2 separate regions of the Mus musculus genome follow, and region 1 is linked to region 2. A link is a loop called in an ENCODE intact Hi-C map of the cell type or tissue named here. Cell type or tissue: heart. All regions are shown on one strand.

Region 1 (8,000 bases), 560 kb before region 2:
AGTTTATGGCTAGCAGACCCCAGAGATCCTGCTGACCATGAGACTACAAGCACATGCCATGCAGGCCTGAGAGATGGGTGAGTGGTTAAGCACACTGGCTGCTCTTCTAGAGGATGTGGGTTCAATTTCTAACACCTACACAGTGGCTCACAACCATCTAGAACTCCAGTCCCAGTGTACCAGACACCCTGTCTGGCCTCCACAGGACCTGTACACACACATGGTGTGCACCCATCATGCCCTGTGTATTTACATGGGTTATGGGGTTGAACGCTTGTGCTTACAAGGAAAGAAGTTACCAACTAAGACACTGCCTCAGATTTGTTTTCAGTTTGCTCAAGAGCCACCAGATTCTTCTCTAAAATGGCTCTACTAAGAAATGTGCATTTTGGAAGAACAGATACTAAATGTGGAAAAAATGGAATGGAAAAAGAGAAGAAATGATGGTTGGGAGGAAAGGACCCAGAAGCATTGTAACAACCCAAGAAAGGATCCATCTGGATGTGGCCAACATGATTGATTTAGACAAACAAGAAAAACGAGAAAAAATGAATTTGATTTGCTTTCAGTGTACTCTTGATAGTTTTCTGTGGACTCTTGGAGTTACAGAGAAAATGCCTAAGATTAAAGGAACCAGGAAGAACATAGGCCATAAGAAACAGCCAGTGAACCTACCACTCATTTCAAAATCTGCAAAGAAGGATGATAAAGAAGGCAGCAAGATTTCCTACTAGGGAGCCAGGCAGTGCTGGTGCAGGCCTTTAATCCCAGCACGCAGGAGGCAGAGGCAGGTGGATCTCTGTGGTTCCAGTTTAGTCTACAAAGCAAATACAGGACAGTCAGGGCTGTAACACAGAGAATTCCTTTCTCCAAAACAGCAGCAGCAGCAGCAACCACCACCTCCAGTTTCCTACAAGGGAGAAGGAAACAGCACAACTCACATTTGATGGAAAGGGAAGGAGGCAGTGAAGACAACCAATGGAATTCCAGGAAACAGGCCTAGCAGGGACTGTGAGAGGAGGGCTGTGTGTCAGAGGGAAGAATGCTTTTGTTATGGACAGTCTGTAGTCTGATGAAGCAGGAAGGATTTCTTGCATTGACTAGGCCATAAAGAAGCTGTGGGTTTGTAGGGCTAGAGATTTATAAGATCTAAGTGGTGTTTGTGTGTGAGCATGCACAGGCACAGAGGTCAGCCTTGGGCAGTGTTCTCAGCTGCTATCAACCTTGTTTCTTAAACAGGCTCTCTTGAGTTCGAGGCCAGCCTGGTCTACAGAGTGAGTTCCAGGACAGCCAAGACTACACAGAGAAACCCTGTTTCAAAACAAACAAACAAACAAACAAAAAAACACACACACAAACCAGGCCCTCGCTAGGACCCGTGGCTCTGCTTAGGTGAGGCTGACAGGTCAGCAAGTGCCAAGGATCCACCTGCCTATATAGCTCCTAGTTACTGGAATTACAAGTAAGCCACTGTGAGGGTTGATACAGTGTTATCCTGGTTAATTTTATGTCGACTTGACAAGGAACCCCAGCTGAGGAAGTGCCCTCATTAGACTGCCTGTAGGCAAGTCTGGAGGGCATTTCTGATGGACTGACATGGGAGGTCACAGCCCACTGCGGGTAGTGGCATCTCTGGGTAGGTAGTTCCTGACAAACGCTGGGCGGAATTCAGGGAATCCTGCTGAAGAGGGGGAGGGAGGATTGCAGGGGCCTGAGGGGTCAAGGACACCACAAGACAACTCAGAGACTCAACACATCTGGGTTCAGGCTCACTGAGGCTCAAACATCAGAGTCTGCATGGGGCTCACCCAGGCCCTCCGTGTATGTGTTACAGTTGTGTAGCTTGTTGTTTTTGTGGGACTCCTGTTTGTGGCACTTGTATCTGCTTTTGGGACCCTTGCTATCCTACTGGGTTGTTGCTTTGTCCAGCCTTAATATGCAGGAAAATGCCTAATCTTATTGCAGCTTGATATGCTGTTTAGGTTGACTACTCTGCAAGCCTGCTCTTTTTCTGAATGGAAATGGAAGAGTGAATGGGGGGGAAGGGGGGGAGGGATGGAGGAGAAACTGCTGTCCAGATGTAATATATGAGAGAAGAAATGAAGAAAAAAGGAAGCAAACTAAGCAAGCCAGTAATCAGTACTCTTGCATGGGTTCTGCTTCAGTTTCTGCCTCTAATTTCCTGGCTTTAAGTCCTGCCCTAAATTTCCTTAGTGATGGGACGTGACCTGAGAGTTGTACATGGGAATAAAACACCTCCTCCCTCAATTTGATTTTGGTCGTGGTGTGTTATCATAGCTATAAAAAAAAAAAAAAAGCAAACTAGGGCAGGTTCAAGCATTTTACTGACTGAGCCTAGCCCAGTTGGACTTTTGAAGCCATGGTGTGAAGGTGATGTAATAGAGAAGATACTGATAATATGGAAAACCCTGATGTGGTACAGGAGTTGCCTGTAGCTCTGTTGCTTCCTCATGGAATAGGAACAGGGAGGGGAATGCCAGAATGTTGCTCTAAATGTGCATAGGTGGGGTTTGTCCCAGTCTGAAAACCCCAAATCTGAAATGCCCCAGAATCTAAACATTTTTGAATGTGGACATGAAGCTCTAAGTAGAAAATTACACACCATGAAACTTTTCATATACAGACTTGTTAAAAGTATTATGTAAGGGGCTGGAGAAATGGCTCAGTGGCTAAGAGCATTTGCTGTTCTTGCAGAAGGTCAAGGTGTTCCAAGCACCCACATGGTGATTCACAAACATTGGTAACACCAGTCCACAGGGGTCCAGTACCCTCTTCTGACTTCCATGGTCATCAGGCACATATGTGTTACATATACATATAGTTATTCTGACCTCCATGATCATCTGGCACATATGAGCTACATATACATGCAGTTAGGCAAAATATTCATACACACAAAACAAATCTAAGCCAGGTGTAGTGGTGCAGGAATTTAATCCTAGCATGCGGGAAGCAGAGGCAGGCTGATAGCCACAAGGCCAAGGCTAACCTGGTCACACAGTGAGTTCGAAGCCAGCCAGGGCTACTAAATAAAGACCCTCTTTCAAAAGACAATGACAACAAAACACCCCTAAGCCTAAAAAAAATTTTTAAATATATATAAAATTACTTTTAGACTGGGCATACACAAAACGTGAGTGCATTTCATGTTTATACTTAGGTCTCATGCACAGGATATTTTATTATGTATATGCAAATACTCCAGGATCAGAATGCTTTGGATTTAAGCATTGGCATGAAATGTACTCAATCTGCATATGAGGGAAATGCTACCATGTGAATATTTAATATTAGGGATGCCAGTTGAATTTTGTTACGTCTTCCTATACTTGAACACACTTGGATCTTGTTTTTAATCTTGGATTTATTCACACTTTACAGTTGCAGAACAAGATTGTGCCCTAGTGTATATGGTAGAACAATCATTGATAATTAGGTAGCTGTTACAATTTGTTAAGCTGCCAATTTGCTGCAGTGAATAATATAAAGTTTAAATCACCATGAATGAAAATGATTACAATCTCATTTTTAAAGTACCTTATGGCAGGATATTGTGGTTCGTGACTTTAATCCCAGTACTTGAAAGTCAGAGGCAGGTGGATCTCTTTGAGTTCAAGGCCAGCTTGGTCTACAAGAGACTTTTGTCTCAACAACAAAACAAAAGCAGTTTAGTGGCTGGAGAGATGGTTTAGAGGTTAAAAAAACAACAAAAGCTTGCTATTCTTGCAGAGGACTGAGTTCAGTCCAGCATCCATATCAGGTGGTTCACAACCCATATAATTCCTGCTCCAGGGAATCTGCTACCCTCTGCAGATGCACATAGTCACATGCATATAGACATAAAAATAAATCTCAAAAAGAATTCTTTAAACAAGTGGGGGGAACACTTTAAAAGTGTGTGCCGCTGAAGATTGAGAGCAGGGGTTGGCAGACCACAGTCAGCCCAAGGTCAGGCCTGGCTCACAGCTTGTTTAACCGTGAAATTGTATTGAACTTTGCCATACTTGTGCCATTCTATGCTATGATTTTGTGTTTTTATAGCAAGAGTGTATGGCCATGTAAAGTTTTAGATACAATATGGCCCCTTACGGTGTTCTGATCCTCTGCTTAGAAGTCTAGAAGGATATAAATGATGTGTAAAAGCAAGCTGTCTAGAATTATGGATTTTTGTTTGTTTTATTTTGTTTTGCCTTCCCTCCAGATCTTTATCAGTTGCTTATAGAGGTTTTAAACTGATGATCCCCGTGCCTCAGCCTCTCATGTAGCTGAACTGCACGCATAAACTCTAAGCCTGGTAGATTAGTTACATTTTCTAATGTTTCTACTCCAGCAGGTATCCTTGAGACATTCTTTAGTTAGCTGTGTAATTATAAATATGACCACTAGGTGGAGTGCAGGTACAAAAAATGCTTCTTTTTTTTTTATTAGATATTTTCTTTATTTACATTTCAAATACTATCCCCTTTCCTAGTTTCCTCTCCGAAAGTCCCCTATACCCTCTCCAACCCACCCACTCCTGCTTCCTGGCCCTGGCATTCCCCTGTACTGGGCAAAAAATGCTTCTTGAAGTCACATAACTTACTGCGCAGCTTTGGTAAAGATTGCTGTTTGAGTCAAACTGAACTAAAATCCCCTTTGTTATTTTGCAGCCCCAGTGTGGAATGCAAAAGCATGAGGTTTGGCATGTTGAAGGACCACCAGTCTGTCACTGGAAACGTCACTGCTTTTGATGGCTCTATTCTTTATCTTCCTGTTAAGCTTCAACAAGTGAGACCCAGTGGAGAGTGTGGTGTGGGTGAAACTCCGGTGTGCTCTGAGGGGTTGAGTAGTGGCAAAGTACACATTTTCTGGACAGTTTGCTTGACAGAAGGCAGATTTCTGCAGAACACAGCAGGGATCAACCCCCAGCCCCACTCCAGCTTGCGTTTATGAAGTAACGTTTCTGATACGTAAATGGACTGGTAGGAAGTGGACTGGTAGGAAGCATTGGGTCTCTGACAAATCACTCAGATTTTCAACGTCAGGGCTCAGCAGTAAAGAACACCCGATTCTCCTGCAGAGAGCCCAGTTCATCTCCTACCACCCATACTGGGTGATCCGGTCATCCTCTCCAGGTCCAGGGAGCCAAAGCCCTCTCTGGCCTCCTTGGGTATATATATACCTGTATATACATGATACATATACATAACGTCAATTAAAAACAAAACTAAAGATTTCAGTGTTCAACTTTGAATCTTATTTATTTTGTTTGTTTGTTTATTATCACACTGATTTTGCCAGCACAGGCTGTGAAGTGAGGGGAAGTAGAAGCTACCTTTTGGGCTCTAGAACTGAGTTAGGGTTAAGGCTGTGTAGCGTTGTCATTTCTCGTTACTGTACATGTTTATTTCTTAGGTTGTTGAGTTAAAAAGTCAGAGGAAAACTGACGATGCCGAGATCAGTATCAAGATTCAGCTGACAAAGATCCTGGAGCCGTGTTCTGACCTGTGCATCCCCTTCTACAATGTTGTCTTCCGGCGGTAAGGAAGCTGCTGCAGGCTGTGTCTGTAACTCGCCATGGTGGGAATAAGGCTCCCCAGGAGGTGTGCGTGGTGCCACACACAGTGTGTGCCTGTGGGTGGGCTTGGAAGCACATAATGAGTGATCTTAGTATCAGCTCATTCAAAAATTACCTCTCACTCGACAGGTCAGGTGTGGGTTCCTGAAGTTAGGTGTGTGGGTAGCTGAGTAGGCAGATGGAGTCTTTTGGATTCGATTAAGAATTTTTCAGACCGGAGTTTGTTTTTGAGACAGGATTTTGTATAACTCAGGCTAGTCTCAAACTTGATGTGTAGCTGAGGATCGCCCATCCTGACCCTCTTGCTTCAGCTTCCCTAATGCTGGGATTATGATGACCACACTCAGCCAAAACAGACATTAACATGTGAAGCACTCCTCAGAGTACAGAGATATTTGGTGAGAGATAGCTTCTACACTTTAAAAAATTATACATAGTTTATAGTTGTTTATCTCCTTTTGAGGGGCTCTCAATTTTATACAAGAGTTAATTCCAAACTATCTCATTTGATGAACTAGAACCTACAGTGAGCTGCTGGAACAAACGCAGTTCCCTTGCTGGGCTGTTCACAAGTTGGAAACTAGTTCATCTGCATTCTCTTTAGTTCATGGTGGTCAGTAATATAATTAAGCTGGGAGATAGCCCTGGGTCCAGTGAGCTGGGTCCTGAGGGGGCCTTGAGTCACGTGTACACACTGCAGATGCATGCCTTTCTAGCTCAACTCTCCTATAGCAAGACTGTCGTAAACACAGGCTACATTATGCAGAGATCAGAAGCTCTTCTGCACTTCAGGCTTGCAGAGGAAACCGTAGCTAAGACTGAAGGAGCTTTCTGACAGCTTTTCTGTTAGGCTTAGGATGCGGCTTGAGGGTGAGTGCTTGCCTGGTGACTGTGTAGCTCTGTGGCCCACCCAGCACTTGGAAGGAGAAAGAGAGCTCACCTCCGCCATTCATTTCAGGGTAATGAAACTTCTGGATATGAAGCTTGTGGGGAGAAACTTCTATGACCCTACAAGTGCCATGGTACTGCAGCAACACAGGTTGGTGGGTTTTTCTTCTCCTTCACTTCTGAATGTTCTGGAAGAAACTTTTATTATGCCCACTAAACATAGGACAATAACTTCAACAATATTTTATTGTCATAAGTACAGTTTATCAACTAAACCTTTTTGTTTATTTATATTTCTAGTAAGTTTGTACTGACACCGATTTGGTTCCGTTCCCCCCCACCCCAGCCTTCCTCATGATTATCAAGGAAGGGCAGTGTCAGCATTGTATAAAATAGGGGCCCTGATGCTCTTGGAACATCTCTCTCTTCAGATTGCAGATCTGGCCTGGCTATGCGGCTAGTATCCGGAGGACAGACGGGGGTCTCTTCCTGCTCGCTGATGTCTCTCATAAGGTCATTCGGAACGACTCTGTGCTGGATGTCATGTAAGGGACTAGAGGGTCAGCCACCTCTGACATCATGATGGCCTTCCAAAGTCAGAAGTGGGTAGTTGGAGGCCAGGCTAGACCCTGTTCTCTGTGTGTCTATGTGGGTGGGTTAATTATAAAATGTATTAAAAGAACTGGATCCAGGTATGATGACTCCCCCAGGGCTGAGGCAAGACGGCTACCTCAAGTTCAATCCTGGCCTAGGCTATATAGAGTTCCAGGCCGGCCTGAGCTACAGTGCAAGACCCTGTCTCAGAAAACAAAACCAAGCAGAGAGCTGAGAGACTCTCCTCTGCTGGAGTCTGCTGAGGCGAGCATCTGACTGGGCATGCACTGTTCTCCTGAGCTCATAGGTCATGGGTGAGTGAAATCAAATTAGCTCTTCTGAGCCTTGTCTTTGAGTCTTGTCAGGCATCATCCCATCATGCCACACAGAGACTGAGGCGACTGGTGGTGGTGGGTGTTTGTTTGTTTGTTTTTATACTTTTGAGACAGTATTATTAATCTGTCTGTATTGCAGGCTAGCCTGGAACTCATGTTAGGATCTTCACTAGCCCTTAATATGACCGCAGTACAAAGCCACCCAGCTCTAGAGCAGGAAAACCTCTACTGTCATGGCCGCTTTCATCCTCTGGACCTTTTGTGTACTTACAGACTCCAGGAAACTGCCAAAGAGAAGTTATTTTCCTAGAGGTCAGAGCTGCTCAGGCTTTAGAAATAGTAGATTTCCTCTGATTACAGGAATAACTTCTATGCTTCTAAATGATGGCAAGCAAATAGGTTTTTCTGGTGGGCTCAGTGTTACATGTTGCTGTTACATTCACAGTAACCGGTGTCCTGATTATCCCAGTGGGGTTCAGGACCATCTTCAATGTCTGCTAAATGCTGGTGGGGTTGGCTTGGCTTGGGGGGATACGCCTGCCTCCTTCCCTATGCTGCCACCTGTTAAGTCTCAGAGCTAACACCGCCTGTGCTGTCCCCTGCTC
Region 2 (8,000 bases):
GAGAGGTGTCTTCTATAGATTTCCCTGGACTTGGGCACTGAAGACCCCTTTCCAGGTGTCCAGCCCACCCAGTCTTTCTGTGTGACATCAACCAGACAAGACAGACAAGTGTGTCTGTCTGCAGCTGTCCCTGTTCCACACCCAAGGTCCTGGGACACTGAACAATAGAACTTGCTGGTGCCAGACGCTGTCTCTGGAGATCTAAGGAAGGCTTCTTTGTGTCTCCTGCTTGGTGAAGGTTCTCAGGATCAGTGGGCACGGATGCCGGCTGGGACTGTGCCCCAGGAGACCACATGGAGGCATGAATATAATCAATGCTGCCTCCATTCTCAAAGGGAATGTCGGGTATTCAGTCTCACTCAAACCCACATGCTCATCTCTCCCAGAAACCCAGGATTCCACCCACTCTACCTTTCCCCTGATCTCCCCCCCAGACAGGGCACCCCATGGATCCCACCACCCTGACATCTCTTACTCCACTGGCCCTGCATTCCTTCAGGTTCCCCTCCCCCACCCCCATCTGCTGCCACAGTGACCTTGCCCTTCCGAAGTTGCTCCCAGCCCTCAGCCTAAACAAGAGATAGTAGTGGCTTCAAGATAAGCCTTAGGGCCTTGCGGCCTCTCACATGTCACTTTCTCACCTGGCCATTCCCGCCATTGTCTGTCCCTCACTAGTCGTGGCCCACACCCACGTCCTTCTGCTTTGGGGCTACCTGCCTGCTTCCTCCACTTGTCCTGGAAGCTCTATGATGGGTGGCATCTTCTAGAGCTTACATGGCCCTGGATGTACAGAATGAGAGTCACCTTAGGTGGCTGACAACGCGGCTGGCCTCTGAGGTCACAGACCCTTGTGCAAATGTCTACAGTCGGCAGCCCCCTTAGGCATGTACAGGCTGCCCCCACTCTGCTAGGAAGGCCTACTTCCGGGCCCCATAAATCTGCCTGCCCCTTCCAAAAGAGGCCACTCTGCCAGAGATTATCTAGAGTTTCTGAAGCCCTGTATGAACTCTTCTGTGCCTGTCGCAGGCTCCTTAGTTTCACTCAGCGTGTAAAGAGAAGGCTGGGGAAGGCCTGGGAGATCTGAGAGCCCTGAAGGCAGTCCGTGGCTGCCTGCAAAGGTGCCTGTCTCCAGATTGTTAGGCCCTAAGAAAGCTGTCTCCACAGTGTGGGCAAGGGGGTGGTCCCTAGGGCAATGGCAACACAGACGTGCTCCTACAGACAGGGGTGGCAGTGGTGCGCACGCGCGCGCGCGCGCGGGGTGGGGGGTGCCTGAGCAGCTCTGGAGAACTTTCAAGGTCCCTTGCTTTCAGGATCCTGATTGGCAACCTAAGGGACAGCGGGACAGAGCACTGTGGCTTTTGTTCCGTTCCTCAAGCGCAGTGCACAGTCCCCACTTAAGGGCAATTTGTTCCTTTCAAAAGGATTCCAGCTGGTTACATTTAAGGAGAAGAATAAGGCTTCAGTCAGGATGCTTCTCAGGGCTTTTCAGTTTTCCTTGGCTGGAGAACGGGATACATTTTCAAATGTCGAGTCACTTAATGTTTGTCGGAAAGAACCACCAGGGGAGGGGACCCAGGGGAAGAAAAGTTCCCCTCCCCAACCAGCCTGCTCTTGGCTCTCAGCTCTCCAGTCACAGATGGCATGGGACGCATCCTCTTTCCTAAATTCCTTTGCCTCTTTGAGGACCTCTGGCTTTCTCCCCATTCCTTCCTACTACCTCTCCCTCCCACTCCCAGCCACCTTCACCTGGTCAGAGAATAAGACCCTGGTCTCAGAAGTTTTTCTTCAGTGCCAAGGACACCAAACAGCTTAATGGGTGAGCAGCGGGGCTTACTGTTCGTAGCTTAGGCACCAGGAAACGTTTTTCTGCATGCCATTTGTTTTCATTCATCCATCCATCTATCCACCCACTCACTCGCCAATCCATTCTTCCACACACCCATCCATCCATCCATCCATCCATCCATCCATCCATCCTTCTACTTACTCAACTCTCTGTCCATCTATATATCTATCCATACACTTACATCTCCATCCATCCATTTATCCACCCACTTATCCATTTGGCTTCCCATCCATTTATCTACCCATTCATCTATCCATCTGTCCATTCACCTATTCACCATTCATTGATTGATCCGTCCATCTGCCCATCTGCGTCCATCCGCTCTCGTCAATCACTCCCTTCTTACCCAGCCAGCCAGCACAGGGGTCTGCCGTGCCAATGGGGGACCGCAAGCGATTCAGTGTTTACAAGGTGGTCGCTGTGCTACAAGATATGAATGAGCGACAGAAGGAGTGCAAATGCTCTGTTGATGACATCAGGGATACTTAGAGAGCTTGGAGCAAGACATCAGCAAGAATGGAAAGTAAAGTTCAGAGCCAGTAGTCAGGGAAGGCTTCCTGGAGGTGGAAGCAAAGCTCAAAGATGGGAGAAGCCTGTGCAGTGGTATGGAAAGGCAGGTACTCCCCACCCCCACCCCACCCCACCCCCGAGATGGGGCAACAGAGGCCTGCCCCATACTTCTGCCAAGGCTTCAGGGCTTGCTTGGCAGGGTGGGGGGTGGGCAAGTCCCCTGACAGTTGAGCAACGCTGGTCACTTAAATTTGGAAATGAGGTGGTATTTCCGCTAAGCCGTGTGCCAACTCTTACCATTTCCCATCAACCCTGGGGACTCTGAGGCAATAACTTCCTCCTCTAGCTGAAGAATCGAGCCCTTCTTACCCACGCCTGGCTTTCTAGGTACCTTGTTCCAATATGGCACCTCTTCCTCTCTGCCTCCACCTGTTCCGCTACAGCTGCCTCTTCCCTGAAACTCTTCAAGGGAGCTCCGGCAGACTGCCACCTTCTTTAAGGACAGTCCCTCTGTCCTCCCCACCCTCCTTTCCGTCTTCACCAGAGGAGCTTGCTTTCAGCATCCCCTCCCTCAAATCCCCCTCAGAGCCCTTGGGAGTGATTGGCCTCCAGAGCCCAGGGTTCTAGTGTTGAGCCTAGCACTGCCACCACCCAGCTCAGCACCGCTAGGTCTTTACACACATCAGAACAACCCTTGCTTCCCCCCCACCCCACCCCACCCCCGGACCGCAGCCCCTCTCCCTGCTTCTTCTCACAAGCAGCTCCTGACATTCCATTGGGGATCTAGCAGAGAGAATGGAAGCCATTGTTTGGTCTGGGCACTAGCAACACCATCCAGCAAGGATCCTGGTACTTACCACTAACCCCTTTACAAAAGCAAATGCTTTGTTCACAGGTCTGATGACAGAATTGAATGGACCCACAGCATAAATAGGGCCCAGCATCAAGTGCCACACAGTGCAAGCTTCTCAGTACCCCTGGCTTTACCTTCCCCTGAGTCTTACATTTTTCAGAAAGCATTAGATCTGTGCTAGCACAAAACTCCTATTTCTTTCTGCCCTCTGCTTCCACCAAACCTTCCTTGGTGAGTCTTGATTCTCCTTGGTAGCGTTAAGCCTCTTTTCTCTCACTTCTACCCTTCACCTGCAGGCTGAGACAATAGATTTCTGGACGAGGCAGACCCCTCCCCCCCCCCACACACACACACACACTTCTCTCTTCTGCATGCATGCTCCAGGACATCAGTGTAAACTCAGTGAAACCAGACTCAGAACTGGTCTCCAGTTCCTCCCTCCAGGGGAGGTCAGGAACTTGGCAGTCTACAGCTCCACCTAGTGGGCCCCTGCAGCAATAGCAACACAGAGCTGGCGACTCCCCAGGGATTGATGAACTAATAAATTTTGGTGAAGACAAAGGTCTCACCCTACAGGGCTATGCTGGGTTTCCATAGAATACGTTGGGCCGGGGTGGGAGTGGGGTGGGGCTGGAGTCTTGCCCAGTGTAGCAGCAGTAGCTGTCCTTTCTCTGTTCCTCTTGACTCTGTTCCTAGGCATGACATTGGCTGAGGTCTTCAGCGAGGAGGGAGAGTGGGGGAGGGGGTATTGCTGCTCAGTGTCCTGGAGGGAAGACTGCCCACTGGAAAGGTGTGTAGTGTCACAGTTGTACCCCAGGTAAGCCAGCACAGCTTTGTATATCAGCCGCATCAACTGGGAGGCGTCACATTTGATCTCCAGTAGTGAAAGCACTTGGAGGGAGACAGACAAGCCAGACCCACCCTCATGAGCAACCCTGGTGATGCTGCTTCCCTGGCTACCTGTTTTGCCAGGTCTGATCTGCCTGATCAGGGTGGGTGGCACGGGGCCTCTGGGGCCGCACTGGGGAGGAGAAAGAACCCTGTAGTCCCTTCCTGCCCTATTGCACAGAAGGGTCAGCACCTTCTGTCTACCCACACTTGTGACTTGCCATGTCATTTCTGGACACTGGTACCCCAGCCTCAGCCACTGATGCCTTGTGGGCTCTGTCTGGGCCAGGAGACAACAAGAGGAAAACAACAACCAGAAGGATGAAATCGGAAACTTCCCCTCTTTCCCGTTTGCATGGTCTGTCCCTAAGCTTTCTGAACCTTCGAGCCCAAGGAAGTTTCCAGAACAGGTATCAAAGTTATTTTCCAGGAAAAGAAGTAGTCACAGTTCCCAAAAGACTCTGGTGTCCTGTTTTAGATGATTTCAAACACCAGAAGGACACATTGCATACTTCAAGAATCCAGAGCTTTCAGCCATGAGTCCACCGTAGGAAAGACACAACCTCCAAGCCAGTGGTTCTCAACCTGTGGGTCACGTCCCCTTTGGGGGCTTGTCAAATGACCTTTTCACGGGGGTCACCTAAGACCATCTGCATATCCGATGTTTACATTATGATTCATAGCTATAGTAAAGATTACAGTTATGAAGTAGCAACAAAAAGTAATTTTATGGTTGGGAGTCACCACCACATGAGGAACTATATAAAGGATTAGGATTAGGGAGGTTGACCACCACTCCAGGCAATAGCTGCCTGACTCCTGCAAACCTGGCCCTCCAAGTTCCCAAGAAAAGTGAACTAAAGGCAAGTCAGGGCCCCACGTTCTCCTTCAGCCAACCCAGTTCACTCACATCCAAAGCCGTGTGGAACTTGACTATCGGCGCCTGCCAGGCCGTGATCTTCTGTCTGTATAGATTGCACTTAGGAACAATTTTACAGCTGATGTTCCCCATCTCCATGTAGAAAACTTCTAGGTTCCTACGGAGAGAGGGGCAGTCACGTCATGTCAGGGTTTCAGCGAATCCCGGGGTTCACAAGGCTACTGCAGTCCAGCACCACTGAGCATGCAGAGTTGAGAGGAGTTAAATTCTAAACCTGACAACCAACCAGCTGTGTGACCCCAGAGCTGTGGGACTGAGACCCGATGCTTTTGTCCCAGGGTCTACTTGCCTGAGACAGGGACAGTGTCTACCTCATGTGGTTGGTGTGAGGACACAGCACTGGTCAGTGGGTAGAGCAAAGCCTAGCATGCTATGAGTTGTCATCCTTAGTATGCCAAAGATCGACTCACTCTCAGATGTGTGAATCCCTCAAGAAAGTGGTATGATGTCTGCATTCACACACACACACACACACACACACACACACACACACACACACACACACACATGTCTTTCTGTGTAGTCAGCTCATTTCTGTAGTGTTTATGATGCATACAGCAAAATTGCTGTGTGGTAGTACCCTTTAGGAAGTGTAAACAAAGAGCTGTACTTGCCCAATACTGAAGCAATGTGTGTGTGCAAGTGTATGCATATATATAGTGTGTGTGTATATGTGCAATTGTATGCACATACATAAATATATACACATATACAAGTACACATATACTATGTGTGTACTTGGGTGTATATCTACATATGTGTCTATACATGTGTATATGTGTTTATGTGTATGCATGTGTATGTGCATACATATCCCTATGTATGCATGTGTATATGCATATACACATGTGTGGTACCCAGAGTCTTGTACATACTGGGAAAGCACTCTATCACTGAGCTACACTCCCATATTCTCTGCCATTTTTTTTTTCCTTTTTTCTTTTTGAGACAGGGACTTCCTATACAGCCCAGGCTGCTCTTGGTCTCTTGTGTTCATATACCTGCTGATATAGGAAGCTGTGTGGGTTGAGCTGTGCAATTGTGACAGTGTACCTTCTAAGTGTTTGGCTTACGAAACGTGTGAGTGGGCCTGATTCAGAGGTGGTCCCTTGGCCCAAACATTTCCAACTCAGGACTGGCTGAACCCACAGATGTGGAACCTGCCAATGGAGTAGAAAATTGACTGAATTGGGCCTATGAGGACACCGTGCCTGAGCTTGTCAGAATATTCTTATTACACAGAGACCAGGGCTTGTGTTTCCCAGCCTTTCCCGGTACCCCAACACAGCTGAGCTAGCCCCTAAATAGACAATGGCTATTTACACCACCATGCCCTGCTGGCGTTATACCTGAAGGACACCCAGGGAGAATGTAATTTGAGGATCATATCTTCAGGAGTGTTCCTGTAGGAGTTGAGAGGAGGCCAAGGGTAGCCTCCTAGCGAGACCCACATGGCCTTTTTCCAGCCCCTGCTCCTCAGTGCTTTCAGTAGCTCCAGGATCAAATTTGGAGAGAGGCAGTTGGGTCCAGAGCAGCTGGTAAACCACACATGGTGTGCTTTGGTGGGTGGGCACCCCCACCACCTAGACTTGGTCTCTGTCCTTCCAGAGAGTGGAAGGAGCAGTATGAATTGTCCAAATCAACACTGCAGGAGTATTAGTTGTTTCTCTTAACTTTTTGCACGTGTGCAACACTCTTTTGGGGTGACAAAGTTTGGGCAGTTTCGAAGACATCTTTGGGAATAGATTTTTCTTTCTTTTTTTATTTTGTTTGTTTGTTTTGTTTTGGGGGTTTTTTGTTTGTTTGTTTGTTTTGTTTTGTTTGGGTTTTTTTGGTTTTGAAACCGGGTTTCTCTGTGTAGTCCTGGCTGTCTTGGAATTCACTCTGTAGACCAGGCTAGCCTCAAACTCACAGAGATAAGCTTGCCTCTGCCCACTGAGTTCTGGGATTAAAGGCATGCGCCACCACCACCAGGCAGGGATGGGTTTTCTTTTTCATTTCTATGCACAGCAGCACTCTAAAGACTATTCGGCTTACTTCTGCCTCTACAACTGTTCATTGCAGCTAGCAAGATAGAGGGGGATCTCTCAGACAAAAGAGAGACAGTCTGCATGTGGCAGGCACTCGGGGAAACTGAGGGTCAGAAGGAGGTCAACTGAAGACAGAGGGGCCTCCCCACCCCATAGTAGGTCTCCCCCTGCTCATCCTGGTGGAGCTAAAAGGGTTAAACAATTGATGTCAGCGACCTTGTTTGGTGAATGGGCTGGGCTGGGGCGGGGGGGGGGGGGGCGCAGAGAAACTGCTTGACAGGGCCTGACAGGGCTCTGGGGAGTTAGTTCTATGCTCTTGTTGCCTTCCATGACAAGGCGTATGGGTGGGTAGCAAGGTATTTATAAACTTACACACCCGTAAAAATGTTGTCCTTTAATAAGAGAGAACTTGCCATTGTCTTGGGCAGTTCCTTAAGCAAAGTTGGGGGGGAGGGGATGGGCTGAGGTTAAGGAAGAGCCCTGAGCCTGGAGGTAAGGGGATGGGGTGCTCTGAAGGGCTGACATCCTTGCTGCGGCTTTGGGAGATGCTCCCATGGGGGGGGAGGTCCCCCTAGGACTTTCTGTGCACACTGGCTGCAGTCATGGAGGGCACCAAAGACAGTCAGATGGATAATCACAGCTCTACCACACTGCTGAGATTGAGCCTAGGTTCTGCCAAATGTAGGTAAGACCTTGCCCTCCCACCCCAAAAAATTTCCTTAGTGATATTTTATCTCCACACGAAGCAGAAGTAACATTTCTCCCTTATGGATTCCTGCCTCTGAGTACTAAGTCCAACATTCCAGAACCCCCTGCCAGACTCCACAAGAGGGACAGGCTCCCTGGTCGAGGCTAGAAGCTAAGTTAAGCAGGACTCCTCAGGAGAGAACCAGCACAGGGGTACTGCTCTGTCCTTGGGGTGGACACGTCCAT

The links. Peaks named below come from ENCODE experiments on the same cell type or tissue, not always from the same donor. Only the 100,000 strongest peaks of a DNase experiment are listed, where the experiment ranks them.
Region 1: it touches region 2 in a loop (2.9-fold over the local background); 10 of 42 quality-filtered maps call a loop at or near these places.

Annotation. Positions count from the first base shown.
Region 1 is chr14:70,407,922-70,415,921 of GRCm38, reverse strand. It overlaps Piwil2 (piwi-like RNA-mediated gene silencing 2), which reads left to right. Exons shown (of 23, transcript NM_021308.2): 7 at 4,671-4,788; 8 at 5,416-5,540; 9 at 6,537-6,617; 10 at 6,898-7,011. Among named protein-coding and RNA genes, the nearest start is that of Gm24890, 17 kb to the left of the region's middle. In heart, a CTCF peak has its summit at 4,399 (motif pointing right); no DNase peak of the experiment used is centred here.
Region 2 is chr14:69,848,762-69,856,761 of GRCm38, reverse strand. It overlaps Pebp4 (phosphatidylethanolamine binding protein 4), which reads right to left. Exons shown (of 7, transcript NM_028560.4): 3 at 5,008-5,134. Among named protein-coding and RNA genes, the nearest start is that of Pebp4, 12 kb to the right of the region's middle. In heart, a CTCF peak has its summit at 3,695 (motif pointing left); a DNase peak (open chromatin) is centred at 3,691; H3K4me3 peaks cover 475 bases; H3K27ac peaks cover 1,601 bases; H3K27me3 peaks cover 320 bases.